3 separate regions of the Homo sapiens genome follow, and regions 1 and 2 are each linked to region 3. A link is a loop called in an ENCODE intact Hi-C map of the cell type or tissue named here. Cell type or tissue: heart left ventricle. All regions are shown on one strand. Links, peaks and the distances in the headings refer to the core of each region. The heading gives the core; the rest is flanking DNA.

Region 1 (10,043 bases), core at 604-8,603, 140 kb after region 3:
TGGCCCCTCTCCACCACGCCCTCATCCAGGACACCAAGTATCAGTCACTCAGCTCACGAGACCCAGGCCCTGACTCAGGGAGAGAGGATGTGAGGGGTGGGGCACCGGGCTCCTCAGGACTGAGAGACCCGAGATGTGGCCCCAGGCTGGGTGTTGGGGCAGACTGGCTATGGCAGCATTGTGTGTACCCCAGCAGGCCAGTACCCACGCAGGGAGCCTCCAAACCCCTTCACCCATGACCCTGGGAGAAGACCGCAGCCTTGGAGAATTGGCCTCACTGAAGGGGCCTGCACCGGCCAGCAGGGTCAGGCGGGGCCAGACAGGTTCCCACCTGGGATATGCAAATGGGCCTCCTGAATCCTGGAGCCAGGCGTGGACTCACACACCACCATTGTCCCCAAGTCCCCATCTGCCCCACGAGCACACCCTGCCACCTGTTCTGTGCAAGGGCCCTGAGGCTGCCTCCTTGCGCCCAAGACCTGCAGGTGCTGAAGCCCACACACACACGGCTCCTGCTTCCTGGGCCAGTGCACGTGCACACACACACACACACACACCCACCCACACATACACATACCCACACACAATCACACACATTCACACACACCCACACTCCCCACACTCACACTCACATACACTCACACACACCCACACATGCATGCAATCACACATACCCAGACACTCACACACACACCCACACATACATTCACTCACACACACACACACACACACGCCTTCTCCAGGAGGGGCTGGCTGCCAAGGGCCACCCAGCTTCCTCCCACGTCTCACTCACCGTCCAATATCCGAGCAGACCTTGGAGTCGGCGGCAACAGCAGCGTGGGCAAAGGCCTGGGGGCCACATGGGGCCTGGTGTCGAGAGAGGACCACAGCCAGCACAATGACAGCCAGCGCCAGCCCCAGACCCAGCAGGACTAGGCTGACCGTGGCCCCGTAGCCCCGGGCCATGGCTCTGCAGCCCAGGAGGAGAGGGGCGGCTGGTGGGCAGACGGAGGGACGGATGGGTGGGCAGATGAATGGACAAGAAGATGCACAGAGTCACAGGTAATTGGACAGATGGACAAACAGGTGGGGGCTGAAGACAGACACGAAGATGGATCGACAGATAGGCCAGATAGCTAGACAAAGAGGACAGTAAGAGAAAGATGGTCAGATAGACAATGGGACAGAGATGGGCTTACAGATGGGCGGACAGACAGACAGGTCTGAACAGCGGGCTGCCAGATGGACAGATGGGTGAATGGACAGATGGCTGGCAGCTGTGGCGAGCTGCTGCCCTCACCAAGTGCACACTACGGAGTGGCCAAACTCACGCCTCAACTTCTGGTTTTCAGCTCCTGCTTGTTGCTGGCAGGAGGCCAGGCAGCAAAGCGTCTGAGGGGAGTTTTCCTTGCCTAGAGGAGTCAGCTGCTGTGTTAACTCCCTCACTGCTAGTAGGTCCAAAGGCCCCACCTACCGCCCGCCAGAGCCCAGGGTCACACTGTCGCAATGTGCAGGAGAACTTGGTGCCTGCTGCACTGCGGTTGCCAGGTAGGGGCAGGGCTCCCTGGAACCTCCACACCATTCCCCGGGTTCCCGGCAGCTCTGGGAAAGCAGAGCTGGGGCCGCTCAACTCTCTCCCCTGGATCCGGCAAGGCTGCCCCCCTCCCAGAGTGGAGCCCTGCTCCCCAGCTCCCATCTCTATCCCCTAACCCTCTCCTCATGGCCCAGCCTAGTCAGCATCAAGGTGGAGCTGAACAGAGGCAGAGGGAGGGGGACACAAGGTGGTGTCACTTAAAACTTGGGTTCAAGTCCTTATGCTTCTGCAGCCTGGCCTGGGTCCCACAACTCCCCAGGGTGGCCAAGGGCTTCCCAGTCTGCACAGAGGACAGGGGGACTTGACAGCATCAAATGCTGGTGACTACAAGACGCCCATGTGGGGAATGCAGACAGACCATGCCTCTAGCCCTTGGCATCCGGGACCATTTGTCCAGGACTTGCTGTCCTGGAAATGCAGCATGGACCTCCAGGGAGGGAGGCTGTGTGGAGGCCACGCCCTGCCTGTAGCTCTTTCCCACCCTAGCTGCGGGTCTGCTTCCCTGAATCCAAATCCGCTATTACTGTGCTGGCAGCGCAGCCTCTCTAGGGACACTGGCCTGGCTCTGTTCTCCCCAGGCCTCAGGGTGCCTAAATGGGAGGCAGCCAGGAGAGTGAGGACCCACTGAGGGGCTCTGTTGACCAGGCTCAGCAGGGGTGCAGGTGATGTGGGCTGGACTTCTTCCCACGTGGCCCCCACAGTCCTCCCCGCTTCCTCCCCAGCTGAACACTGCCTGCTCCAGATGTCTACACCTGGAAGCCGGGCCCCCCCATCTGGGCAGCAGAGAAACTGAGGCACAGAGACAGACTGTGTCCTTACAGGCCACACAGCCTGCCAGGCCCCTATGTCCAGCCAGAGCCCCTGGTCAGCCTGGACTGGAATGATTGTTTAGAGGCAGGCTGTTCCCACGGCTGCCTCTCGCGGTGGGGGGCCTGTGGATGCCTCCTCCCGCCCCCACCCGACTCCCAAGCCTCAGTGACATTGCTCAACCAGGAGCTGAAGTGCATTCCTGGGCTTAGGCCAGCCCACCCACCCACCCGCTGCAGTCCTGGAAGCTCAGAGGCCTGGGCAGCAGGAACAGTGGAGACAGCAGCGTGGGGGACGTCCCCCCTCCTCTCCCCACCATCCTGGTCAGGCAGAGGCCAGGGTGCAGGGACCGCCTGAGCAAAGGCCCAGGGAAAGGAATGGGTGTCATTCTGGTCCTGACCCGAGGCACAGCCAGGAAGGTCCCTGAATGTCCTTCCTCAGGAAATGATGGGGGAAGGGGCGATGAGAATGAAGGAGAGGATTTAAGTCCCTCACCCCCCGAGGTAGTCCTGGGCTGAGCCCCACGGGACCTGGAGAACCAGGGTGTACCCCACCAGCGTGTCGGGTCCAGGAAGCCTCGTGGCCAGCTCCCACTTCTCTTCCTGCTGTGCAACCCAGAGCAAGGCCTGCCCCTCCAGCTTCAGTCTTCTCCCCTGCAAATGGGGCCACGGCCTTTCCTCTCAGGCCGAAATAAGGATTGAGGCCGGGTGCAGTGGCTCACCCCTGTAATCCTAGCACTTTGGGAGACTGAGATGGGGGGACTGCTTGAAGTCAGGAGTTTAAGTCCAGCCTGGTCAACATAGTGAGACCCCATCTCTATTTGTTTAAATAATTTTTTAAATTAAATAAATAAAATAAGGATTGAGGAGTGACTCGTACATCACTCAACTGGGAGCCCCAGAGACACAGCCCTCCAGGGCTCAGAACCGGTGGTACTCTACTCTGCAGGCACAAAACCCTGTTTGTGGGCCCTTTGGTATCACCAGGTTTTCGGGGCTCCTGAAGGATAGCCCCGACCTGGCCTCACCTGGGCCCTGGCCAGAGTGCCCCTGGTGATATCCAGAGTGCCCCTGGTGCTGGGCTGTGACCACCACCCCTCACCAGCCTATCTCCACCAGCCTTTCCCAGAATCCTGCCCCAGGTGTTGGAACTGTGCCTGGAGGAGGGAGCAGGCCCCGAGGGAGGCCTGGAGGGGCTGCTGATGGTGAAGGCTGCTGTGTCTAGTTGTTCCCTTCCAAACCCACTCCCTCTGGGCTGCATCCCCGGCTGGTCCAAGCCCTGATCCCTGGGATCTGGGGACCTCTTCCAGTTTGCTGTTCCCTGAGAACCAGGCCTCCCTCTGGAGAGGATCACAAGCTTGGGTTTCACTCTGGGCTTAAACTTGGAAACCCCCCAGGGGCTTGGCTCTGACTGAGATGTTTTCCTCCAGCCTCTTGCCCAATCCCCACTCCTCAGACCTCAGCTTCACCTCCCATGTCCTCGGCAGGGTGAGCTGGACGCCTACGGGTCTGAGAAGGCACCCGGGTTCCCGGCATCAGCTGGCCACTCTCTGCCTAAGAAAGGGCCGGGGTCGCTGCACCCTCTGGTGGCTGGTCCTAGGTGGTGTTGCTGCCCAGCCCAGGGAAGGGAGGGCCTGGCCCCAAGTCTGAGGGATCAGGGTGGGAAGGGGCAGGGCTTGGCATGGACCTTCCCCTGGCCCCCAGCCACGTGCCTGGCTTTCCCCATGCTGAAGATGCTGAGGCTAGTTCCAGCGACCGCAGCGTGAAGATCTCCGAATCCCGCCTCTCCAGTGCCTCATTTATTGTGCTGCTCTGCTGCTCACAGGGGAAGCCGGTCCCCCAGAGTCCCCTTCCTGGTCCTAGTGAGTATCTTGTCCCTAGATTGCTTGTCAGCCTTGTCCGCCTGGAGCACTCAGTAGCCAGCAGGCTCCCCGCCTTTCCTGGAGTCCGAGGCAGCTGCCCAGCCACCAGCCGTGTGGACGATGGCTTGCACCACAGCGATGAAAGTGGATGCGATCTGGGTGTGATGGTGCCGGGTCTCCAGGGCTGCAGTCACTGCCTGGGGGTGGGAGGAGAGGGGAAGCCTGAGCAAGGCTCCAGATGCCACCTGAACCACATCTGTGTGGTCACAGGCCTCAGCCCAGGTGGTGCCATTTCGGGCCAGGTCATCAGGAAGAGCAGGTTGGGGCCTGCTGGGTCTCACTGGAGCAGGGGGTTTGGCCTTCATGTCACAGGGGCTCCAGATGGCCCAGGCACTAGAGAGAGGACACCAACCATTGTCCACTCTGTGATGATCCAGGCCTCCAGCCCAGGATGCCCTGGGGCCCCACACCGTGACTCAGTTTCTCCAACCCCCGGCCCACCTGGTCAATGTTTCTCTCCACTGTCGTGACGTTGGGCAGAAGCTGGTTGTGCAGCCGGGGCTCCTCCACGGCCCGCTTCACGTCATAGCCGAACCAGAGGTTGTAGATGATGGCCTGGGGCATGGGAGTGTGATCAGCGTGGCTTGGGGGCTGTGCAGGGTGGGCACGGCCAGGGAGAAAAGCTGTGACACATATCAGTGCAGTGGCTGTGGTGATCTGTGTGCCCCCAGCAGCTCCCACAACCATCCGGACCTGGCCGTCCTGGCCCACCATGATCGTCGGGCACATGGACGAGAGCGGCTGCTTCCCTATGGCCGATGGGAGAAGACAGGGATGCCCGTCAGCTGCCTGCCCAGGACACCCGCCCCTCTCCACCCCAGTCCCCCACCCCCGGACCTCCACCCCATACCTGGCTGGATGAAATTGGCAGGTGAGGGGGCACCCCAAACTCGTTGGTGATGTTGGGAGAGCTGAAGTCGTCCATTTCATCATTGAACAGGATCCCGCTGACCGGGGAGCGGACCTTGGAGCCAAAGCTACCGCCCAGCCAGGTCAGACAGTGCCCGACCTTGCCTGGCCCAGCCTGGTCCCTATCCACCCACTGAGGCTCAAACATACTCACTGAGAGGCCCAGGATAAGCTACCAAGGTTGGGCCTCAGTTTCCCACCAGGAAAAGAGGTGACGGAGCCACCTTACTGGATAAGTGGGCAGTCCCTGGGCCACCCGCCCCTGGCCCTTTCCCACCCAGGCGGCCCAGCAGCCCCTACTAGAGGTTGATGGTGCTGGTGGTGGACACAGCACTGCCGTCTTCTGCGACGACAGACAGGTGAGCAGTGCCCCCATCAACTGGCGTGTAGAACTCGGGCTTGTAGTAGGAGATCGGGTGAGTGGTGTCGTCAGAGATCTGGGCCCGGAGCTGGGCAGCGAAGAACTCAGAGGTCATGTTGCGGACCACCTGCCGAGACCCCAGAGCTGGCCTGAGGAGGTGGGGAGGGAGGGTGGGGAGGGGGCACAGGTCTCAAAAGGCCCCTGACTGTGGCTCTGATCACAACCCTCTGGCACCCACAACCTTCCGTGGCTCCCCAGGACCCAAGGGCAGGCCCAGGATCTTGCAAGACCAGTCTGACTCCCTGTCTCTGTCGCGTTCCAGCAACTCTGAATGTCTGTCTGCCTGGTCCTCAGCCTCCAGACCCTTGCTGCATTCAATCACTCATTCCTTCATGCAAAAAATATTTCTAGAGTTTGCACTGCATGCCTGGCACTGGGGAATCAACAGGGAACAGACACTTAGGTCCTGCCCTCATGCCAAGAAAAACAAACACACACAGGGAAAGTGCTGAAACCACAAGCCAGGTAAGGGGAATCAAGAGGCATGAGGTATGGGCAGAGTGGTCAGGGAGGGCTTCTCAGAGGAGGCAACGTGTGAAAAGAGCCTGGAATGTGGCCTAAATGGTCAGTGCAAAGGCCCTGAGGCAGGTGGTATAGGCTGGTGAGCGATAGGCAAAGAGTGAATGGAGTGGGGTGGGGAGAAGAGGATGAAGATGCAGGCTGGGGCCCATCCCACAAGACCTCCTAGGTCCCATAACAACTGGCTTTTGCTCTGTGCCATGCAGGCTTAGGGCAGAGGAATGAGCAGGCTGGGGAGTGTTTTCACAGGGTCCCTCTGGCAGCTATGACGGGGATAAGGATAAAGCCCAAAGGGGAGGCTGTGGGTATCAACCAGGCAAGAGATGATGGCCTGGGTGGGAGAAAGAGAAGAATCAAGGATGGTGCCGACTAGCGAGGTAAACCCTGCAGAAAGGGCAGGTTTGGGGATGGTCAGGAGCTTGATTCTGGATACTTCATCAGACCTGAAGAGCATGGGTGCACGTATAAAAAAATAAATAAATAAGCATGGGTTCACGGGCAAGGGCGGGCTGAGAGATGAACATGGAGGTATTGACATTGAGTGGCTGCTGGATGCCATGAGCCTGGCCAAGGTCCCCAAGGCAGTGGCGAGGAGGAGATGAGGAGGTCAAGGAGGAGACAGAGGATGGACCCGAAGGCCGAAGAAAATGCCTCAAGGGAGTTTCAACACCGGGCGCGGTGGCTCACGCCTGTAATCCCAGCACTTTGGGAGGGGGATCACGACGTCAGGAGATGGAGATCATCCTGGCTAACACGGTGAAACCCCGTCTCTACTAAAAATACAAAACATTAGCCGGGTGTGGTGGCGGGCGCCTGCAGTCCCAACTACTCCAGAGGCTGAGGCAGGAGAATGGCGTGAACCCGGTAGGCGGAGCTTGCGGTGAGCTGAGATCAGGCCACTGGAATCCAGCCTGGGCGATAGAGGGAGACTCCATCTCAAAAAAAAAAAAAAAAAAAGAGAGAGAGTCTGGCTCTGTTGCCCAGGCTGGAGTGCAGTGGCGCGATCTCGGCGCATCACAATCCCTTCCCCGCCCGCCCCCGGGTTCAAGTGATTCTCCTGTCTCAGCCGCCGGAGCAGCTGGGACTACAGGCGCGTGCCACCATGTCTGACTAAATTTGTATTTTTACTAGAGACGGGGTTTCACTATGTTGGCCAGGCTGGTCTCCAACTCCTGATCTCGTGATCCGTCTGCCCCGACCTCCCAAAGTGCTAGGATTATAGGCATAAGCCACCACGCCCGGCCTCTTTTTTTTCTTTTTCTTTTTTTTATCTGGAGACTGAGTTTTGCACTTGTTGCCCAGGCTGGAGTGCAATGGTGCGATCTCAGCTCACTGCAATCTCCACCTCAGCAGGAGAGCAGGAATCTTCAGTGATCCACGGGCAGATCTGCCACCATTGTGGGCACCTGTTCCTCCCGCAACCTTTGTGCCCGCCTCTCTCCTTCCAGTACCTATTGCATGACCCCCCACGTCCGCCTCCCGCCATTGCCAGCAAGTGCCTCGCGCGGGTACCTGGCTGCGCTTATTAATCCGTTAAGCTCGCTCTGTCACGGGCGCCGTGATGTGCTCACGCGCCCACTCCCTCAGGTTTAAAAGGCGCGTTGCCCGGCAACAGAAGAAACTGCTGGCTTAGCCTTTGGCGGAGTTGGCGGCTGGACGAGGACGCTCAGAGCCCAGCTCTCGAGAGTTCAAGCAACCGACGGTTCCCCACTGCTCCCAGGAGCGGTTACCTGGGCACTCTGTGCCCCTCCTTCCTGTTCGGGCCCAGGCCGAGGACCTGCCAGTAGGGCTCAGTTGCCTGGAGCCCGTTCAGCCCATCCCCCAGTTCACTTTGCCTGTGGGATCTCCCCGTTGCTCCTGCCCGTGGACTGAGTGGCAGGCCATCCTACAAGCACCCGGACACTTGACATCAGTGGTGTCAAGACAACTCTAAGAAGGTTTTCCGTGATCCTGCAAGCCCTGCGTTCCTTCCTGGGATCCTGCCTTCAATTTGATTGCACAGGTACCACAGCAAGCCAGTGCTGTGTGCTCCGAGTTCCAGGGCGTCCTCCAGCTCAGCCACTGCACTGAGAACATGGACTCTCTGTGGGGCCCAGGAGCCGGGAGTCACCCCTTTGGGGTCCACAACACCCGGCTGTCCCCAGACTTGTGTCCAGGGAAGATAGTGTTGAGGGCCCTCAAGGAGAGCGGGGCAGGGATGCCTGAGCAGGACAAGGACCCTAGAGTCCAAGAGAATCCTGGTGATCAGAGAAGGGTCCCCGAGGTCACCGGGGATGCACCGTCTGCATTTCGGCCCCTGCGGGACAATGGAGGCCTCTCTCCCTTTGTGCCCGGGCCCGGGCCTCTGCAGACAGACCTCCATGCCCAGAGGTCAGAAATCAGATATAACCCGACATCCCAGACCTCCTGGACGAGCTCCTGCACCAACCGAAATGCCATCTCCAGCTCCTACAGCTCCACGGGAGGCTTGCCGGGGCTAAAGCGGAGGAGGGGGCCAGCCTCATCCCACTGCCAGCTGACCCTCAGTTCCTCAAAGACAGTGAGTGAGGACAGGCCTCAGGCTGTCTCTTCAGGTCACACCCAGTGTGAAAAGGCAGCAGATATAGCACCAGGGCAGACACTCACCCTCAGGAATGACTCCTCCACATCCGAGGCCTCTAGGCCCAGTACACACAAGTTTCCCCTGCTGCCACGCAGGCGAGGGGAGCCTTTGATGCTGCCACCTCCCTTAGAGCTGGGGTACCGGGTCACTGTTGAAGACCTGGACCGGGAGAAGGAGGCGGCCTTCCAGCGCATCAACAGTGCACTGCAGGTTGAGGACAAGGCCATCTCGGACTGCAGACCCTCACGGCCTTCCCACACTTTGTCCTCACTTGCAACAGGGGCTTCTGGTCTGCCTGCCGTTTCTAAAGCACCCAGTATGGATGCACAGCAGGAGACACACAAGTCCCAAGACTGCCTGGGCCTACTGGACCCCTTAGCATCTGCTGCAGGGGTCCCCTCTACAGCTCCCATGTCTGGGAAGAAGCACAGACCACCAGGCCCCCTGTTCTCCTCCTCAGATCCCCTTCCTGCCACCTCTTCTGATTCCCAGGACTCAGCCCAGGTCACCTCGCTGATTCCTGCCCCCTTCCCAGCTGCAAGCATGGATGCGGGCATGAGAAGAACAAGGCATGGCACTTCTGCTCCTGCAGCTGCCGCAGCAGCCCCTCCCCGCTCCACATTGAACCCCACGTTGGGGTCACTACTGGAGTGGATGGAGGCCCTTCACATTTCTGGGCCTCAGCCACAGCTGCAGCAGGTGCCCAGAGGTCAGAACCAGAGATCCCAGACCTCCTGGACCAGCTCGTGCCCCAAATGAAATGCCATCTCGAGCCCCTACAGCTCTACGGGAGGCCTCCCGGAACAAAAGCGGAAGAGGGGCCAGCCTCATCCCACTGCCAGCTGACCCTCAGTTCCTCAAACACAGTGAGTGAGGACGGACCTCAGGCTGTCTCTTCGGGTCACACCCAGTGTGAAAAGACGGCAGATACAGCACCAGGGCAGACACTCGCCTCCAGGGGTGGCTCCCCCAGATCCCAGGCCTCTAGGCCCCGTATATGCAAGTTTCCCCTGCTGCCACGCAGGCGAGGGGAGCCTTTGATGCTGCCACCTCCCTTAGAGATGGGGTACCGGGTCACTGCTGAAGACCTGGACCGGGAGAAGGAGGAGGCATTCCAGCGCATCAACAGTGCACTGCAGGTTGAGGACCAGGCCATCTAGGACTGCAGACCCTCACGGCCTTCCCACACTTTGTCCTCACTTGCAACAGGGGCTTCTGGTCTGCCTGCCGTTTCTAAAGCACCCAGTATGGATGCACAGCAGGAGACACA
Region 2 (10,043 bases), core at 694-8,693, 49 kb after region 3:
TGTTAACACTGAGGAACATTCTTGCCACGGCAAGAAAGGAGCCAGGGCCAGGCACGGTGGCTCACGCCTGTAATCCCAGCACTTTGGGAGGCTGAGGCAGGTGGATCATTTGAGATTAGGAGTTTGAGACCAGCCTGGCTAACATGGTGAGACCCCATCTCTACTAAAAATATAAAAATTAGCTGGGCGTGGTGGTGTGTGCCTGTAATCCCAGCAACTTGGGCGGCTGAGGCAGGAGAATTGCTTGAACCCACGAGACAGAGGTTGCAGTGAGCCAAGATTGCACCACTGCACTCCAGCTTGGGCGACAGAGCAGAGAAAAAAAAAGAAAGGAGCCAGGAGAAATCTACAGGTCTGCACCCACTCAGGCCTTGGAAGGGATGGCTATAGGGTGCCACTGGGGCTATGAGGTCCCCTGGGCAGCTCAGCCGACAGCACCTTTGGCAGCAGCCTAGCTCTGGGATCTGGGCCTTGGATTTGCAGGACCAGAAGCCCACCACCACTGGGGTGGGGGGTGTGAAGGTACTTACTTGGACCAGCCACGTGAGCCAAAGGCCAAGCATATATTTCCAAGGAGGGTGTGACCACTTAAGCAGGCTCCTGCTGGCCTGTGGGTGAGCATGGCTGGGGTGGCCTGGTCTCCTGGGCTCCTTAGGTTGGCAGAGAGCTGCAACTTCATAGGCCTTCAGGAGTGGCCCTGAGGTGGGTAAGCAGTTCTCTCTCTGGGGCAGTGGTCAGAGGCTTGTGTCCTGGACATCCAGGTGCTTTGTGGGTAATTAGGTCCCACAGGGTTTTCCTGCATAGGGTGCTGACAGTGCCAGTAAGCGCAGCTCTTTGAGCCCAGAGAATCCTCAAGGATCAGGGCAGGCAGTCTCACCAGCCTCTGATTGTCATAGCACTATCACATGACGCTCCAGGGACCTCTTGGTATGTACACAAGCACTTCCTGGGGGGTTGGGGGGTGACAGGGTAAGGCTCAGCTTAGTGAGGAACCTCCATGCTCAGGGCCTGAGTGTTTTTACCTGTCAGACATGGCAGTATCCATCTGATGGGGCTTTGGAGAGGGCTGGCACAGATACAGGCACAGAGTGCAGGACATCGTGTGGTGCTGGGAGGGGGACCAAGGAAGCTGGAACCCACAAGGCCTCGGAGCCCAGCTGGGAGCAACATTCTCCCAGGGAAGTCTCCCCAGAGGCTTTACTCAGCAGAGGCTTAGCACAGAAGCCCTGAGCTCCCCTCTTCCACCACAGGACTCCCTCCTGCTGTGATAGCCAGGCACTGGGACCCCAAGCTGCCCAGCCCATTCTGAGCCTCAGTGTGTTCATCTGTGCTGGTAGGTGGAGTGGTGCCTGCAGATCCCTTCTTTGGCAATGTGTCTGAGAGAGCACCTATCCACTCTACTCTTTCTGTGGGAAGGCATGCGCGCTGGGGAGAGCTAGGTGCTGCCCGTGATGGACCTGGAGGCCTCTGGGATGCAGGGGACTAGTTTCCAGAGAGCCACACACTCACCACAGACAACACACAGTTTCTTCCTGGCCTGGGTGTGATGAGCAGATGTTCTCAGCTTCCTTTGGTCCAACTTGATCTTACAGGAAGTAGATAAGGTATGAAGTAAGGTCATGAGCTGTGCAAGGTGTGAGTGTCGCTTTGGTCCTCGTGTCTGCTACAGCCCTGTGGACAGCCGGGAAGAGTGGCCCAACTAGCTCTGGAGCTAGTCGGGCCTTGGGGACAGGTCCCAGCCATAGTGGCCTTATTGCTGTGTGACTGCACCAGTGTCCAGTGTTTCTGAACCTGTCCCTATGTGTGTCTGTCAAATGACTATATGAATGTAGGTAGATGGCAAGGGGCTGTTGTGGCTTGAGCAACATGCAGATTTAGAACTCCTTGCTTAAGACCCTGACCATGGTGAGGAGCCCCTTGTCCTCACACAGCCTTGAGGTAGCTTGTGCTCATTGTGACTCCCCTGCAAGTGAATGATCTCTAGGTAACCCAGCCTCCTTCTTCTGTGTCCCCAGCAGCAAGTCCAGTGCCTGGCAGGGAGCAGTATCCCTCGAGGAGATCCTGAGGCACTGCCTCTTGAGTTCCTCCTGGAGGGAAGGAAGGAGGGCAGAGAGTGTGACATTACCCAGGCTGAAGGGGCAGGTTGGACCTGGGGCTGATTTGGACTAGGGGTACCTGGAAGGGGCACAGAGTAAGCCTTGGACCGCTGGCTCCAGGAACCAGCCCAGGGGTAGGCCAGGTGGAAACCAGCCAGCTCAGAGAGGAGATGTCACTAGGACAGGTGTCACCAGGATAGGGGCTAAATGGGTCTGAGGCCCCTGGGTGTCTGTGGAGGGAGGAACGGCGCTATGTGATAAGAGAGAAGCTCGCTATGTGATAAGAGAGAAGCTCATGGGGGCAAAGGGTTGGGGGTGGGTAAGCCAGGGCTTGGGGCAGCATCTCTCTCACCTAGCCCGTGCAGGTTGGCCCATCCCTGCCTTTCCTTGGCCTCCCCTCAGCTGGAGTGGGAGGAGCAGCCAGGAGTTGGTAGACTGTCCCAGTGCAGCCTACCTTCATGGGAAATCAGGAAGATGCTGTGTGCACACTGGAGCTGTGAGTACCAGGGGCATTGGCCAGACGCTGTGAGTGAGGCCCTCCCCTCCTGAGCCTGTTTCTCATCTGTAGCAGGGTACAGTACCCGCTTCCAGGCCGGAGAGCGACCCTCCCTGAGCTCTGCAAAGCTGCTCATGTCCTGGGGATGGGGTACTGTTGCTGTTCTTGGAATACTGAAACTGGGGGAAGGGGTGTCCTGAGAGCTGCCTACTACTCCCAACCCTACCCCTCAAACCCAGTGCTTTCTCTGTGGGCCTCACAGCCTAGCTGGAAGATGAGGCCCCTTCCAGCTGTAAAACCCACTTACCATGGCATCTCTTTTTTGCCCTCCGCCCTGAGGACATTACTCCAGCGGTCTTCACTGCAGCCCCCCTGCCCAACTGTAACAGCAAGGACAGCTCGGCTGTGGCCAGTCGTTTCCCCCACACACCTACACTTCTGCCTGCCACAGGGCACTACTGGCACAACTCCAGGGGGCGCCATTCACATAGGCACCGCCTGCAGAGGGGGGATATAACCCTCACACACAGTTGGCCAATGCCATCCCGGCCTGCCGCACTCCTGGCCACCCCTACACCATGCTCTCTGGGGCCCCACAGCTTCCTGCAGTGAGAGCTGCACCCACTTTGCCCGGCAGCGGTCCACAGCCCGCCACCAGCGGCCAGTCCAGGGAACCGGAGAGGATTGGCCGGCAAAAGTCAGTTGCGCTCCTGGGCCCGCTTCCAGTAGAGTGCCGGCGCCCCGTCCGGCCGCGCCTGCCCCGCCCCGGCCCGCCGCGAGCGAGAGAGCGAACGAGCCTCCGCGGCCATGGCCCGGCGCTCGCCCTAGCTCCACTGCACAGATGCCACGGCGGAGCCGGCGGGTAGGAACTTGGCGGGGGCGGGGGCCGGGACTGGGGCCGGGACTGGGGCCGGGGCTGGGGCTGCGCAACCGCTTCGCCTCCGCTGCCCGTCTGGGTCTCCACTTTGCTGGCGCTTTTGCTCAATCGTCCCCTGGTGGGCTCTGGCGGCCGCCCCCCGCCTCGGCGCACCAGGCGCAGCAGGAAGCCCGTGGGCTGTGGTTTCCCCGGCGCCCCCGCGGAGGAAATCGGCCGGCGGCGGGGTGCTGCGCCCCCATGCCCAGGGCGGGCTGGCACCCGGTTCAGCGTCAGGTGGGCGGCCAAGCCGGCTTGGGCGGCGGCGCGCGGGGGCGGCAGGCGCTGGTGAAGCCCGCACACGCGCCAGCGCATCCAGCCCTACCAAGCCCCGGGCTGGGAGCTGGCTCGTGGGGGCGTGCGCTGCGCGAAAGCGAAAGCCGCCCGCCAGAGCAACTTTGCGGCGGAAGGCGCCGACGAGGAGCTGTGCCGTGCCGCTCTTGGGGATGGTGAGCTGGCCGCCCGGCCGGGTGGGCAGCGCGTCCGGGCGCGGTGCTTCGCTAGCTATAAATAGGTGCTGTGCGGGGACAGGAAGATGGTTCCAGCCCTTTACAAGCACCGGCCCGTTATGTGCGCTGGGCTAGGACCTTGCCCCGCAGCGGAGTGGGAGGAGTGAGGTTAGGGGTAACGGTTGCATGGGATGGGGGGTGGGCACATAGAGCCTACAGCAGAGTTGGCGGCGGGGCTCTCCCATGCACTTGGTTGTTTGTCGTTTCTGCTTTTCCCGGGAGGGGGAAGGGAGGAACAGCCCGGCAGTTCTGGGGACCTTAGCGCTCCACGTCTTATTTGGCAGGAGAGGCTGGAAACGAGCGGGCGCCAGCTGCAGGCAAATTGCAGGCTTTCCCAGCCCTTGTCTGCAGAGAGAATCATTACCTGTGGATGGCGCGGGGAATCCCTTGCCCTCAGTAGCCCCGCCTGGAGAGACAGGACCGCGTTGTGGGGGGTGGGGTGTAGGAGTGGGCGGAGGCCAGGGCGCCCCTGGTGGCCTGTGTACAACCCTGCGGCCAGAGAGGCCCGCCCTGATAGGTTTGTGGTAGAAGCTGCAGGAACTTCCTGTCCCTAGGGGTGTTCAACCTGGCCTGCTTCTGGGGCCCCTTTCCTCCCAACCTTAGGGGAGGAACAGGACTGCGGGAGGGGCCAGACCCTCAGCTCCTCAGGGCATCAGGAAGATAGGGAGCTGCTGGTCTGGAAACTCAGTCCTGCCTCTAAAGGCTTCGGGACTCCTGAGTAGGGAGGCTCCAGAAGGGGCAATCTGGGCCAGGGCTCGGAGGGGTGCTGCCCAGCCGGCCTGGCTCTGTCTGTGATGCTCATCTTCCTTAGGGACAAGCCGGGTAGAGTGCAAAGAGCATGATAGGCTTAGTTCAGCTGTAGTCTTGGCTCCCTGCAGGCTGGCTGCCCTGGAACAAGTCTCTCCCCCAGCAAGGTGTAAGTGAAATCATGTGTTAAAGGAGCTGGGCAGGCAGCCTGTGAAGACGGTTGGCCCCAGGAGATGAAGTTTGCCCTACACGCCCCACGCCATCCCCTCCTTTTCCTCCAAGCTGTTTCGCCGCTTTGGTGACTTGTGTGGGTTTGTGGGTAACAGGGGTCTCCCCAGGACTGTAGAGGATTTTGGTATTTTCCCCACAGCTGCTCCTGACCTCAGGGCCAGATTCCATCCCCTTCCTGGCTCCGCTTGAGGTGCTTAAGAATAGGCTGGAACCAGGAGGAAGTTTTTATGCTTTTCTGGGGGGGCGGGGAGGCCCCTAATCTCCTCTCCCAGCAGCCCTCTCTGCTGAGAGGCTCCATCGCTCTCTAGCTGCAGCCACCCACTCAGCAGCTGGCCCTCAGCTCAATGCAGTCTGCTCCTACACCCTGTGCCCACTGCTCTTGGGAATGGGATGCCAACAGGCTCCCCGCCCTCGCCTGTTCCGAGCACTGAGTCACCACGACACCCGTGCCACGGGGGATGCTGGAGGAATCCCTCCACCAGGGGAACGGGCTCTCCCTTGGTTGCTCACAGTGTCGTGTTTTCTGTGAACAGAGCTGGCAGAGCTGAGCTCCTCCAGGAAGCCTTGCCCACCCATCTTACCACGGGCATACAGGGCTGGCTTGGGGCTAGGAGGGCCCAGGAAGACAGAACACTCACCCACTGTGTCAGCTCAGGCACCCAGGACCTGCTTCCTGGAGACCAGCCTGCTGCTGCGTGCCCACTCTCGTGGTCCCCTCTGGGTGATCTATCTTGAAGAGAGGGAGAAAAGCTTTGTGGAGAAGTATGTTCAGCCCAGCATTCTTCATCAGAATCCTTAAGTCCCAGAGCCAGATGCTCACCAGTAGCCCACTTCACTGTGCAGTGAAGGGCTCTGTGGTCATTTTGAATGATGTTTTTGGTGATGTGGGAAAATACATGTACTGTATTTGCTGAGTTAAAAGTCAGGATTAAAATTACCCACTTTCCGCTCAGGACGCTGCGGGTGATGGGGAAGACTCTGAGGGAGTCACTGCTATACCCCTGACTCGGCTGCCCATTTCCTCATCTGCTTGGCCGACGCTTCTTCTCTGGCACCAGCTGCATCCTGGTTTTTTTCTGGCTTTCTTCAAAAACCCCCCACATCCCTTGCTCTCCTAGCCCATTACTTCTTGTTCCAGCTTCTCTCCTGTCCCCTCACCCTGGATCACTGGGAAGTTGGGCTTCCCCAGCATCCTTGAAAGGGATTTATCTGTGGCATAAACTCTCCAATGCCTACTCAGGGGTAGCCTGGATGTGGCGCTAGGAACATGAGGGAGGACAAGACACTTTTCCAGCCCTCTTGGGAATCAGAGTCACCTTAGGGCTACACCAAGGGCAAAGGGATGTGGAGGCCAGGATTTGTGGGTTTTACCTGGAATACTACTTTTCTGGGCAGTCTGCAGGCAGGACCCAGGGGCCCCTGTCTGTCCTGACTCTCTCTGCCTGTGGGCTTCTCTTCCCCCCAGGGGCTTCAGGAGTTCTCTGAGATTTCATCTTGGCTCACAGATCTTGAGTCTCCCAGGAGGCCAGGCTCTGCTCAAAGGCCTTGAGGTATAGGTGTGAGCCAGAGAGATGCAGCCCTCCTGCCTGCACCACCCATCTGCTCCACCCTGGGGAGCCCAGAGTCCAGGGGACTGTGGCAGGGCAGCTATTCCCGTTCAAGACTCAGGCCCTTGAAACTGGCTGCTGACGTCAGAAGCTGGGGGCAACCCTGCAGGCAGTGCCTGACCAGGCCGGGCCAAGCCCAAGAAGGCCCCTAGCAGACTCAGGCTAGTTTGGATTGGACAACCTGGGTGAGCTGGAGAGGAAAGAGACTGCTGTGTGAAGTAGATGACCACCTGCCCAGCTGCCTGCTTGCTCCCTTGTCAGGCCAGGTGCCCTGGGTCTCCCAGGTGGCTCCTGGCACCTCATGGCCTGTTCCTTCCTCAGCACCCCTGTGCAGCGCCCAGGCAGCTCCTTCACAGCCATTCTGTCTACTCCCAAGTATGGTTCCTCCCTCTTCTGCCCTCTTGCTTGAGCCTCACGTGGCATCCCAGCTGGGCATGGCCCTGGGAATGACAGAATGGGGCAGGGGGTTGCATCTGAATCCTGTGGGTGTGGCAGCAGGGGACAGCTGGAAAAGGCCAGCAGAGAGCTTGCTTAGAGGCCATTTCCTGCAACATTGCCCAAGGGACTTAATTATGACACCCTGAGGCACCCATGGTGCTGGTGGAAGACACTGGCCACCTGCCAGCCACCCCGTCCACAGGCAGGCATTCCAGTGGCAGCCTGCCCCTGCAATGGGCCTTTGCAAGTCTTAAGAGGCACCTTTTCAAAACCGAGGTGAACTGGCATCACTGCATTCTCCATGCTTCCATTTCTACATCTGTAAAACAGGGAGGCTGCCAATTTCTTGTTCCTCTGAGTGTTAAGCAGGGGTGTAGGAAGAGACTTGAGGTGGGCGAGTCTGGCCCCTGGGTCCTGTCCCACTTTGCATCACTAGGCAGCCTTGGCAGGTCACCTGAACTCAGTTTCCCTCTCTGGAAAATGAGGGGTGAGTTGATTACATACTCAGGTTGTCCCTCCCAGTGTAGACATAGGATGAATCTCTATGTCCCTACTCAGCCCACACCTGACCCTCGTCCACTCTGTGACAAGCTCGTGCCTTGGGTCTGAGTACTGTTCTGACTGGCCTGCTCCTCTTGCTTACCCTTCTTTCTTGCCTTGGAATTTCCAGGGGCACTTGATTTCCTGAAGAGCCTTTGCCTGTGCCCTAGAAGTGGAGGAAGCTCTAGAAGGAGTCATGACTGAAAGGTGGGGTCCGCCAAGGTGACAGATAGAGCTGGGAACCCTCAGCTCAGGGAGCCTCAGAACAGCCTTGGGCTGTGCCACTAAAAATGGCCCAAGCAGTGACCCAGCAGCCAGCAGTGGGGTTTACAATGAGAATCAGAACAGTGTTTGAATTTGTGGCATCAGGCTGTCGAGCCCCGGGTTGGCCCTGGCTGAGTGAAAGGCTGTGTCTGGCAGAAAAGAGAGCCCCTGCCCCTCCAGGAGTAAGCTCCCCTGAGACCACAGTGTGCTGGAGACAGCATGAGCCATGAGCCATGGGCCTGGGCATGGCCTTGGCCTGTTGGCCGGGAATAGCAGTGTTCTATAACTTCAGGGACACTTGTCACCTCGAAGTGGTGCCACCTGCCAAGACTGCACAGCCCTCCTGCCCCCAGGCACTTCACCCTGCTTCCCAGCCCCCTCATAAATGGACAGGGCAAGAGCACAGGCTGGCCCGGCAGCATCCTACCACCTCCACTTAACCAGCTCTCAGTTCCCCCAGGAAAGTCTTCGTGGGTTCCCAAATCATAGCAGTCATGCCCTCCCTCTGTGGACCCCTAGGCTCACTCTACCATGGGACTCAGTGTTTGAGGCTCTGTTTCCTCAAGAGCAGAGGGAAGACCACCAAAGTCTTAAGGCTGTAGGCAGGGTTTGGTAACTTGTATCAGGCACTCAGCTTAGAGTCTGGGGCTTCATAAATTATTCAGATTGTTAAAATCTCTCTCTGTGACCTCATCTGCCAGTGAGGAGCCTAGAGCCGTTCTGAAGGGTTGGGGGATTGACTGAGATGCCTGGAAAGAGATGCTTGGCATGGAGGGGAAGCCTCAAGCACAATCTCAGTGTCTTTAAGTCCTCTGAGGCTATTGGTGTGCACCCCCAGCTGCCCTCAACTCTATAAGCAAGCATTATCCCAGCCACTGTGGCCATCAGGGAACCCAGCCCTGGTGACACCAGGGCCCAGGAATCAAGTGGGGCAAATCTGAAGACAGCAAGTGTGCCTGTGGAACTGGGAGAGGCGAGGCAAGGGGTACGGCCAGAGCAGCGGGACCCAGGGCTGAGGGAGAACTAGGAGAGGGCCAGAGGAGACCCTCCTCGCGGCGACCCTGCTTCTCTCAGCTGCTACTTATGGCCCCTGCCCATCTATGATCCTGCCTCTGCCTTTCCCTCAGATGCCGTGGGGGTGTTGGCCTGGTGCTGGCTCCCTCCACCTGCCCTCAGCCAGGCCTCTTGGTCACTGCTGCCTATGCCCTTCTTTTCTGGCCCTGACTTAGCTTTATCCAAGCTCACCCCTGGCACATTCTCCACACCCTCCCTGAGGCCCGAACGTGAGTCCCTGGGCTGAATGCAGTGGGGCTTCTGCTGTGGCAGTTGGAACCTGGCCATGCCCCTTCCTCCTGTGTGGGCCGTGGTGAGGAAAACCAGGTGAAGCAGGGGCTGTCCCTTGTACCTGTCCCACTCCAGGAGACCCTCCTCAGCACCTTGGTTCTCTAGGAGCTTCATAGCCCTCCACAGGCCCGGTGTTAGAGGGACAGTGGAGGGAGAGGGCTGCTGTGGCTACTGCCCCTCTGTGGGGAACCGCTGTGTCCAGGTCATCCTGGGGCTGCCAGTATCATCCTTCTCATGGGTCTCTTGCTGCAAACACAGAAGCCCAGCTCCACCTGGTGTAGGCAGAAAGCCAGTTGGCTTGCTACCACCCTGCTGGCTCGTGACTCTGCCTGGTGGCTTCACTCTTCAGACCAGCTTTCTCTGGAGGCCAGCCTCATGGCCATAGGAAGTCCCCTCACCGTTCGGGAGGTATGTCCATCTGCACACCGCCCCAGGCCACAGAGAAGAGGGGTTATTCCTAAAGGCTCTCATTAGGAGGGGAAGCCTGACTGGGATCCTGGGGCCCATCTGCTGGCTGAATTCCCATGGCTGGTGGTGGGTCTTAGGCCTGGCCGAGCAGGCAAGGGGGCCAATCCTGGGGGCAGGGAAAGGACAAGCCCACAACAGAAGGGGCTTCTGGGAATAGTGCCCAGTGCAAGGTAAATAAACATAGGAGCCCCCATACTGGGGCATGTGAATGAAGATACAGTAAAGAGATGAACAAGGGCACACTAGCTGGCCTGACCCTGCCCGGGAAACGTGCCCTTCAGCACACTGTTACCAGAAAAAGGCCAAGCAAGATGCCAGAATGAAACCAGAGCACATGCAAATGTAAAATGCTGCCTTTCAAGCCTCTCAGGGCTGGCTGGGGAAGTTTTG
Region 3 (10,043 bases), core at 982-8,981:
TGACCAGGAGCACCTTCATGTCTGCTCGCCCTGTGATTTGGAGAGTGTGTTTGATGCGCTTGGCTTCTGCTGATGGCCTATCCTCCCAGTTCTGGCCAGAGGCAGATGCGGTGGGGGCCTCTTCTCCACTGCCCCCCTGCCTGCACCTCCAGCAGGTGGCCCAGTCCTATATTTCCATTGCTTTGCTCTTTCTTGCTTTAAAATAAACAACAAAGGCAACAGACTCTAACATACCAAATTATCTTTACAAGGACAAAGGTGTAAAAATGCAAATTGTGCACAGTAGCCTTGATGCTCTGAGGTGGGTCCTGTGTCTTCAGCCCACCAGGGCCAGGCTATGTAGGACGGGGAGCTGTGAATGCCAGTCAGTCCTAAAGGGCAGGCCCACCCTGGCCTCTGCTCAGTGACCTCCCCTCCTAGGGCTAAGGGGAGGTCAGTTTCTGGTTGGAGTGCCATTCCTAAACAGACCTTCTCAAAGTGGGAGAGACTGTAAGTGGAGCTCAGTTTGTTCTGCTTGTTCCTGACGGGCAGGGGACAGGGGAGGCTGTCAGCGAAGAGCCACTCACCTCTTTTGTTCTCTTCTTTCATTCTTAGCTTTTTGAAAACCTTTAGGAGTTAGCTGGTCACGGCATTTATTGAACATCTGTTGTGTGCCAGGCATGGAAAAGGGTGCCATGGGGAAAGTCAAGATGATGGTGCCTTGATTCCTGCTCCCAGGTTGGATCTGATGTCCCATGGTATCATGGGACAGTAGTTGGTGCCAAGGAGGAGTGCCATGAGCTGGCAGACGGGAGCAAGTTCTGGGGTTTGGTGGGTTGGGAAGAATTCCTGGAGAAGGTGAGTCTCTAGAGAGGCCTGCAGGCCCATTTAGACATGGAGCTTGGAGAGTCCTACAGCTTTTGGATACTGAGGTGACTGGGGTGGATGAAAAAGAGACTTTGAGGGGAGAGAGCTTGGGAAAGCAGCTGGGCTCTGAGGGTTGGGCTCTTTCCTGTGGGCAGTAGGGAGAGTGATGTGGTCACAGGATCTCTCTCTCTCTGGGCTCTAAGGAAGGCACAATTTTCCCCCCATCATCCTTTGAAGAGCCTTCCTGGGAAGCTCACTAGATGGCTGGGGGATGCCAGCCTCACACCTTACAGAACTGCTTCGCTTCTTCTGGCATTTGTATCAAGAGGGGCTGTTCACCTGCCTTTGGTCAGGAAAATGTTTAAAGCCTCCCGAGGCCTCCCTGGTCAGTGCCTTTCCTGGCTCAGAGGGCAGGATGAGAGATGCATGATGAGGCCTCCGAGCATCAGGCCCCTTCAGGGCAGCACCATGGTGTCTACACATATCAGGCTTCTGATATGTCTGCCAGGCTTCGAGGTGCCTGGCAGTGCTCAGTTGGCCCTCACCTGTGAGCACTGGCAAAGAATGGACAAGTGGTGCAGCCTGGCCCTCACACAATGCCGTCATGCCCACCTGCTGCCTGCTGTGTATCTTCCTCTCTCTCAGGGGCCCCCAGGTTTCTGGTACCACTTTTCTTTGGCATCCATCCAGTCTTCTCAGCCTGACAATGGGCACCCCGATTTCCCGGGCCAGCCTTGCTTCTGGTGGACGTGTTCTTTTCCTGTGGTTGGCCAGGATTGACTGAGGCAGCTTTTATCTAGTCAGAAAATTTCTCAAAATACTAATTCCACCCAAGTTTACGGTTCTTAGAAACCTGTTGTTTCCTGGTCGGCAGGACATTTGTGGTCTTTTCTGGGGCACTAGTCAGAGCTGTTGCAGTAGCACAAGCATACATCTTCTTCCTCAGGCTTTCACTGCCCCAGGCTGATGGAACAAATGGCCGTGAGCTGTTTCTGGTCTTACTGCTGGAGCAAATGGAGGAAACACACTTAAAGAGACACTGGAAAGTTGCATCTTGTAACTAAAGAGCTCTTTTAGGCTGGCCTGAGAATCCTGGGATTGTCCAAGGGATCTGAGCTGAGTCAGACCTGAACAAGGAGGACTCAGAACACAGAGTCTTTTCTCACACTGAGTGGGGACAGGCAGCCTTTCTGTCACTGAGCCAGGTCTCTTTCCCTCTGCGTTGCCAGCTGTCATTCCTTTACAGTTGATCCTGCAAATCCCACCCTGGAAGTAGAAGGTTCTGGAGCTTAGAGGGAGGCAGTTTAATAAGCACTTGGCTGGCAGACGCACATCCCCCTAAGGATTCAGAGGGAAGGCTGGCGTGGCCCAGATGCATAGACACGAAACATTCCAGTAATTAACAGTAACAATAAAATATTTATAATCTTGCCACAAATATTAATTAGTATGAGCAGGTTTTGTGTGGGCAGATTTTTAAAAGAACATTCTGAAAAAAAGAGCAAGGCCAACCTATAGCCTGCTTGCTAGTGCCATTCTTCTTTCCTGTTGGCCTCCAAGTAGCTCCCTAAAGAAATCAGCTCTCAGCTCCTGAGTCTCAAGGCTAGATACCTGGACTGTGGACAGTCCCTGGAGGTTCCATCCAGGGTGCCTGTTTCCCTGGAAGGCTCTCTCCACCCAGCCCCATAGGAAGTTTAGGCTAAGTCTGGCTCTCCTACATCAAAGAGGCTTTCCATCTGTCTCTTGCTCTGCCTCAGAACCAGGGGGCCCAGAACCCCCTCCTCACCCAAAAGCCCCTCCACAGAAAAACAGCTTGACTCTGACTTCTTCCATCTGGCCTTGCTCTATTAGGCGAGGCAGGAGAACAAAATGCCTCTGCCACCAGGCTTGGCAGCTTTTGTCTATAGAGCACAGGCAGACCCAGCCGGTCCTCTGAGGGCTCAGCACAGGCCATTAGCACACAAAGTTGCATGTCAGCCCATTTGAACCTAGGGCCACAGGATCCCAAAGATCCTGTGGAGGAGGTAGGACTGGAGCCAGGCCTGTAGGCTGTTCCTGAGGCCAGAATTCCCTCTCCACACATACTCAAAGACTCCCCAGTTCACTTGGGCAGCATGAGAGTGGTGCATTATGGTGCTAGGCTGCGTTCAGCTGTCTGGGAAGCGGGTGGAGTATGGCTCAGGGAGTGGTCCTTGCCCAAAGGTACATGGCTGATGGATGGGGGTCCTACCCCAGAGAAGAAGCCTTTGACCTGTGACCTCTTCTCCCAGAAGCCTTCCCTGTGCACACTGGCCCTTCCTTGGCTGCAGGTCTGGTAACCTGAGAGATGACCTTGCAGAGGGGCCTGCTGGGAGTAGAGAGATGACAGTAGTCAGCGGCATCCTTCCTTTTCCTCCTGCCCCTCTTCAGGGGCCTCCCAGAGCAGGGGCTTCCTGCTTCAGGAATGGGGGTGGCTCTGGGTTACACACCACAGTCCAAACAACCCTCCCTGCTGCCTGCCCTGCCAGCTTATCCAACTGCAGGGGTCCTGTTCTCCAAGAGCTTTTTCCCAGCACTGTGGCACATTGTCCTCCCTACCTTGACTCACCCAGCCCCTGGGCTGTCCCATCCACAGCAGCCCAGCTGGTGGCAGGATGAGGGTCCTTTTCACATGCTCTGCGATGTTCCTGGCAAACTTACCCCACTGTTCATGTCTGTCTGTCTGTCTTTCTGTCTGTCTGTGGCCTCTCTGAGGTCTTCAGTCAGCTGTACCAGAGAAAGTTTGCTTCCCCAGAAGAGGAGGAATGGAGGCTGGGGCACTGTCTGCCCAGGTAGATAGAGCCATTCTTTAAGAGCTTTTTCATTCATCCCTTTTGCCCTATTGACGTGAAAGAATTGAAACTTGGTGTTCTTTCAGTCTGACTGGCTTGAAACTTGGTATGAAACCTTGGGTTGACTTTTAGTATTTGAAATCAGGGTCATTTTAAATAGGCTGTGCCAACCCTTTCAGACACACAAGATCTGAAAGGAGCAGAAAATGGGCCTTGGGCCTTGAGTCCCTTTTGGTGGCTCTCATTTGAAGAGATAACACATCCCTGGACTCCTTCCTGTGGTGCTGCCCCCTTGGTAGTGGGCGGGAACCTTGGCAAGCACCTCCCCCACCTGCTTGCTTCACAGGCCAGTTGGGCATCTCATCTCTGTGTACATAGCCCCTGCCTCTCCAGCTCTGCCACAGCAGCCCACCCCAGCATCATGACCTGCAGGTGGCACCCAAGACTGTGGTGAGCCCCATTAGCAGAGCCTTCCTCAGGGCCACTTAGGTACCTTGATTACCCCTTAAACAAGGGTTTGTCTAGAATCACCACAATGCCCCCCAGGGCCAGTACCAATCTCTGCTCTCTGGTTTTTTAGATGGTTGGCAGTTCCAGATTCTCACATCTGTGTCTGAGAGGCTCAGGAAGGGCCTGGCAAAGTGTAGTCAGCAGCCTTTTGTCCCTGCCAGGTCCCTTGGCTTGTGCTTGCCCTGTTCCACTGCTGTGGATGTTATTTTAAGAGTCTCAGCAGAGTCCCCACTCAATTGGTGGTCGTTCTTCAGGGAGCAGAAGCCCCTGCACAGCATGCCGTCCTTTCTTGCCCACACAGTTCCTGGTGAGGTCTGGCCACCTTCACTGCCTGCTGGATGGATCCTGGTTCCTTCACATTGCAGCATCAAGAGGGTGTTAGCACTTTGAGAGTAAATATCTACTTGCCTAAACCAATCCTTAGTTTTCATAATGATCACAGCTGGGATTCCACCAAATTGGCAATTCCTTTAGGCCCAGAGCCCAAAAGAGCCTGTGAGCCGGTGAGCTCGTGGGGCAGCTTGCCAGTCGGTGAAATCATCCTAGCAAGGCTTGCTTCCTGGAGCTTGCCGCAGGATGTGCTGCTGAGCTGTGCAGTGACTTCAGCTAGTCTCAGGCTGGCTGAGGAGACCCAGCCCTAGCTTGTCTTTCAGGGAGACTTCAACTGCGGGGCATGGCCTGCTGTCTTTCAGAGACTCTGAGGCCTCACGAGCATTGTCTAAGCCATCGGTGTTCTCACTGTCAGGGCCAGAGTGAATGCTGCAGGGCTGTCACTTGTGTGCAGGGCACTAGCCACGCCTTTGTGGGATCCCATGTATGTGTCAGGGACAGAGGTAGGAAGACAATGGCAATCGTGTTAAAAAACCTGAAGTGGGGGCCTAGAGCAGCAAAATCATTTGGCCAAGATCACCCAACCCCTAAGTGGCAGATCTGGGATGGGAATGTGGGTCTGGGAGCCCAACCCTTAAGCTCCTACAATGACCCTGCGTGGCCTCTAGAGGGTCCCCATTGCTAATCCTCCCTTTACACACAGCCAGCAAATGGGCTGCCCCACCTCTTCTTGATCCCCTCATGCTGGGGACTCAAGTTTGGGACATTTTGTGAGGGCTGCAGGCCTGCTCATAACTGCCATTCAGTGCTCATGGAGCCTTGTATTCTGGCTTTGTAAGTCAGGGAAGAGCCTTTCACAAGCGTGAGAGAGAGGTTCTGGTCAGGTCTGTGCTCCTCCACTCAGGGGTCTTATACACGTCCCAAGTCCTCATTTCTCATTGTTCTGTCAGCCCAGCTGATACTGATGATCCATCAGTTCCTGGGCAGTGGACATGGCAAAGGCAGCTATGAAGGAAGGGCTATGGCAGGGATGCCTACAAGGTCACTGTCCCCAAACCCTGGTATATGATGAGACATGGGTAAAGAGGCCAGAGCAGCAGGGCACCCTTTGGAGCACAGACCTGATCCTCAGTATCCTCTGTGCAGGCCATCCCACTTTGACAGGCCTGTTGTGTCAATGTTGCCCCCCCATCTACATGGTGCTGCTTAGGTATTGGCTCCAATATGGCATCAGCAAAACCCTCTGCTCATTCAGACCTAAAGCTGTAATGGCACATTTGAGACATAAGAGATAAAACATGCTCAGGTTCTCTGAAATAATAGTATTGATAAACTGACATTTTGTGAACCTTTACTGTTTGTTAGGCACTGATTCAAACACTTTATGTGTATTAACCTAGTTAATCATAACAGTTCTGTGAAGTGGGTGCTTATGTTATCACAGTTTTACATGCATGGAAACTGAAGTATAAATAATTATGGCATTTACAGAGGCTCTCAGAGATAGTAGGTGACAGAGCAGAATTTCAGTTCTATCAGCCTGGATCTTCCAGAGTCCAGGCTTTCAACTTTTTTGAAACAACTTTATATTTTGCTTTTTTTTTTTTTTTTAGACAGGGTCTCGCTCTGTTTTTCCAGGCTAGAGTGGAGTGCAGTGGCACTATCACTGCTCAGTGCAGCCTCAACCTCCTGGGCTCAAGTGATCCTCCCACCTCAGCCTCCCAAGTAACTGCCACGCCTGCCTAATTTTTTTTTTTTTTTAATTTTTTGTACAGACGGGCATCTCCGTATGTTGCCCAGGCTGGTCTTGAACTGCTGGGCTCAAGCAATCCTCCCTCCTTGGCCTCCCAAAGTGCTAGGACTACAGGCATGAGCCACCCAGCCAAAACAAGTTTATATGTTGTTTCAAGTTTGCTTACCAGGCAGCTCATGCCTACCCTACCAGTAGGACCCAGCTGATTAGCACTAAAACATGGACCAATACCAGGCTTTTAAGGTAGCTGAGCAAAGGGTTGGTGGACCCTAGGGGACTGTGTCTGCCTTTCTCCTTGTGTTCCCCAAGAGGCCAGTGTGGCATGGACCTCTGTGAGATGATATGTGGTTGCAGTTTTTAGGTGCGAAAGGGACTTAACTTGCTCATGGTCTCAGCTAGTAAATGGCACAAGAGGAACTTGAACTTAGCTCTCTTGGTTGCTAGTTTATTGAGCTTCACCTTGAGGTATGTAAAGTTCAAGACAAAGTTTTATTTTTTAATAGTTCTCAGCCGGGCGTGGTGGCTCACGCCTGTAATCCCAGCACTTCGGGAGGCTGAGGTGGGTGGATCACCTGAGGTCAGGAGTTTGAGACCAGCCTGTCTAACATGGTGAAATCCCATCTTTACTAAAAATAAAAAAGATTAGCTGGGTGTGGTGGGGCACGCCTGTAGTCCCAGCTACTCAGGAGGCTGAGGCAGGAGGATTGCTTGAACCTGGGAGGTAGAGGTTGCAGTGAGCCAAGATCGTGCAATTGCACTCCAGCCTGGGCAACACAAGACCCTGTCTCAAAAAAAATTTTTTTTAAGTTCTATTTTATCTCTACTATTGGTTTATTATAGTATCATTTTTTTAAAAAAATGTAGTTGTTGCCTTAGGGTTAACAAAATACACCTTTAATTCATTGCAGTCTGCCTTCAGGTGATACTGTACTACTTCGTAGGCAGTGGAAGAGCTGCTCATCTTTTGCACTCGTTTTCATTCATTTCACTTTTACATATGCTCTAAGCCCACAATACATTGCTACTATTTTTGCTTTAGAAAGTAAACAATAATGTTTTAGAAAAATCGAACATAAAAAGATCTTTTATATTTACCATAACTTTAACCATTTCTGGGAAACTCCATTTCTTTATGTAGATCCAAGTTTTATCTGGCTTCATATTCATTCTACCTGAAAAATTACCTTTAACATTTCTTGTAACTCAGATCTGCTGGTAATGAATTCTCTCAGTTTTTGTTTGCCTGGAAAAAAACAAACCTTTTTTTTTCCTGCAATTTTTAGATATTTTCACTGAGTATAGAATCTTGAGTTGATTATTTTATTCTTTCAGCACTTTAAAGATATTGTCAGATATGTGTAATTTCTAATGAGAAGTCTGCTGTAATTCTTAACTTTGTCCCTCTGTATCTGATGTATCTTTCTCTGACTGCCTTCAACATTTTGTATCTTTGGGTTTCAGCAGTTTCAAAATGGCCCACCTAGGTGTGATTTTTTTTTTTTAAATGTGTGTGGAGGGATCTTTCCCTTGCTTGGTGTTTTCTGAGAATCTTGGTGATTTGATGTCTTTTATTATTTTTGGGAAATTCTTAGTTATTATGTCTTTAAATATTTCTACTGTCCTGTTTCACCCTCATCTCCTTTTGTGACTCCGATTAGCATGTTGGATCATTTGGATGCTCTGTTCTGATTCCTCCTGTCCACTCTTTTTCTCTGGGTTTGGATTACAGATGCTCCTCAACTTACAATGGGGTTATTTCCTGATAAAACAAAAGTAGGTTGAAATTAAGTCAGAAATGCATTTAATATACCTGACCTACCAACATCATAGTTTAGCCCAGCCTCATCTAAACATGCTCAGAACACTTGCGTTAGCCTACAGTTGGGCAAAATCATCTAACACGGGGGTCCCCAACCCCCAGGTCACAGACTGGTACCAGTCCGTGGCCTGTTAGGAACTGGGCTGCACAGCAGGAGGTGAGCAGCAGGCAGGCGAGCACTACCACCTGAGCCCTGGCTCCTGTCCAATCAGTGGCAGGCATCCTTAGATTCTTATAGGAGCGTGAACCCTATTGTGAACTGCACATGTGAGGGATCTAGGTTGTGCGCTCCTCGTGAGAATCTAATGCCAGAGAATAGTTTCATCCTGAAACTATCCCCTCCAGCCCCCACAGTCTGTGGAAAATTGTCTTCCATGAAACTGGCCCCTGGTGCCAAAAAGGTTGGGGACTGCTGATTTAACACAAAGCCTATTTTATGATAAAGTGTTGAATATCTCATGCAAGAATATTGTACTGCATATCACTAGCTCAGGAAAAGATCAAAATTCAAAATTTGAAGTGTAGTTTCTACTGAATGCATATCACTTTTGCATCATTGTAAAGTCAAAAAAATTTTAAGTTGAACCATTGTAAGTTGGAGATTGTCGGTATGTCTAGTGACCTGTTTTCAAGTTTTGATTTCCTTTTGCTCCTCAGCTGTGTCAGGTTGGCTGCAATGTCTGGGAAAGGCATTCGTCATCTCTGTTACTGTGTTTTTTATTTCTAGCCTTTGCATTTGACTCTTGCTTTTTTTTATCTCACTGCTGAAATTTCCTGTCTCTTCATGCATATTGTTCAGCTTTTCCACTACAGCCTTTGACATACTAATCATATTTATGAATCATATTAATCTTAGTTATTTTAAATTCCCTGACATGTAGTACCAATATCTGGGTTATCTGTGAGTCTGGTTCTGCTGATTGATTTGTCTCTTGACGATGTACTTTTTTCTTTCTTTCTTTGTGTGTCTTACAATTTTTACATTGAATACCAGATATCACGTGTAGGACAGAAGAAACTGAAATAAGTAATATTTATGCCTGGAATAGGCTTCCCTCTTTTGTTTCTAGGCTTTTAGTAGGGAAAGTTGAGTTAGGCTAGTCAGAAATTGAGCTGGCTTGGGTTTTGTTGTTGCTATGGTTACCTTTAGTGCCCCAGTGGTGCAATCATAGCTCACTGCAGCCTTAACCTCCCAAGCTCAAATTCCTTTCATGTTACCTTGTGCTTAGTAGGGGAGCTGGTTTGCCACAAGGTTTTTCTCAACATTCCAGTTCCACCTTCAGCCTTAGGCCTTTGGGAGTACCTCAGGGAGGGTACTCCTCCATGTTCTTGCCTTCTCCCTGCAGTAGACTCCCTTGCTTGTTACTCAGTGCATGCCAGCCTAGGGTTGGGGACATGGGGTAGTTCTCTGTTGTCTTGGTCCCAGCCTCAGACTTAGGTGGGCTCTGTGTTCCTGCATCTCAGGGGTGGTGCTTTCTCAGTGATTCTGCCCGTCCTTCAGTGGTAGGAGACCTCTAATGTTTGGACCCTAGATGATTTCCTGCCCCTCCCTTAGAATAGAAGGTTTTTCCTTTTCCCTTCCCCAGCTGCAGTGGGTCTTCACCTGTACCCTGAAAGCAACAAGGTTTCCTCCCCCACCTCCATGCCTGAAGGCTTCTGTTCCTCCAGGTAGGCTTTGTACCTTTTCCATAGCATCAACTACTCCTCCCCTCCAGATCTGCACTACTCCCAGGAAGGTTTCCTCAACTTCCCTCTTTGCCCCGCCCCTTTTCTTTCTCATGAGCACCTGTGAAGGTCCGAAGAAGGCAGCCAGTGAGTGAGTACAAACTCCTTTTACATCTGTGGCTCCCAGAGATCTAGAGTTCTTCCAGATCACACCTGGCTTTTACTAACAGGTTAAAAATGTTTCCTGAATTCTTTCCCACTTCATTTGTTTCTGTTATATTTATATGGTAGAAAAACTACATAGTGGTGG

Evidence for each region. Peaks named below come from ENCODE experiments on the same cell type or tissue, not always from the same donor. Only the 100,000 strongest peaks of a DNase experiment are listed, where the experiment ranks them.
Region 1: it touches region 3 in a loop (4-fold over the local background); 12 of 110 quality-filtered maps call a loop at or near these places.
Region 2: a loop joins it to region 3, with 2.7 times the contacts of the local background. A loop is called at or near these places in 39 of 110 quality-filtered maps.

The regions. Positions count from the first base shown.
Region 1 is chr22:24,243,760-24,253,802 of GRCh38, forward strand. GGT5 (gamma-glutamyltransferase 5) reads right to left here and starts at 1,323. Exons shown (of 12, transcript NM_004121.5): 1 at 794-1,323. The coding sequence starts at 966. It also overlaps the pseudogene GGTLC4P and the pseudogene POM121L9P. RefSeq lists enhancers at 104-659, 660-1,215, 2,328-2,883, 4,026-5,014, 7,822-8,322 and silencers at 3,822-4,116, 3,857-3,926. In heart left ventricle, for the core only: a CTCF peak has its summit at 4,004 (motif pointing left); DNase peaks (open chromatin) are centred at 812, 2,042, 2,592, 4,002 and 1 weaker place; H3K4me3 peaks cover 1,472 bases; H3K27ac peaks cover 3,728 bases.
Region 2 is chr22:24,152,623-24,162,665 of GRCh38, forward strand. The region is part of intron 29 of CABIN1 (calcineurin binding protein 1); the gene reads left to right. Among named protein-coding and RNA genes, the nearest start is that of SUSD2, 24 kb to the right of the region's middle. RefSeq lists a silencer at 3,226-3,815 and enhancers at 3,996-4,065, 4,994-5,427. In heart left ventricle, for the core only: CTCF peaks have their summits at 3,217 and 4,494; DNase peaks (open chromatin) are centred at 3,299, 3,689, 3,894 and 4,489; H3K4me3 peaks cover 2,725 bases; H3K27ac peaks cover 4,192 bases.
Region 3 is chr22:24,103,131-24,113,173 of GRCh38, forward strand. The region is part of intron 26 of CABIN1 (calcineurin binding protein 1); the gene reads left to right. Among named protein-coding and RNA genes, the nearest start is that of SUSD2, 73 kb to the right of the region's middle. In heart left ventricle, for the core only: CTCF peaks have their summits at 4,064 (motif pointing right) and 4,736; a DNase peak (open chromatin) is centred at 4,711; H3K27ac peaks cover 1,635 bases.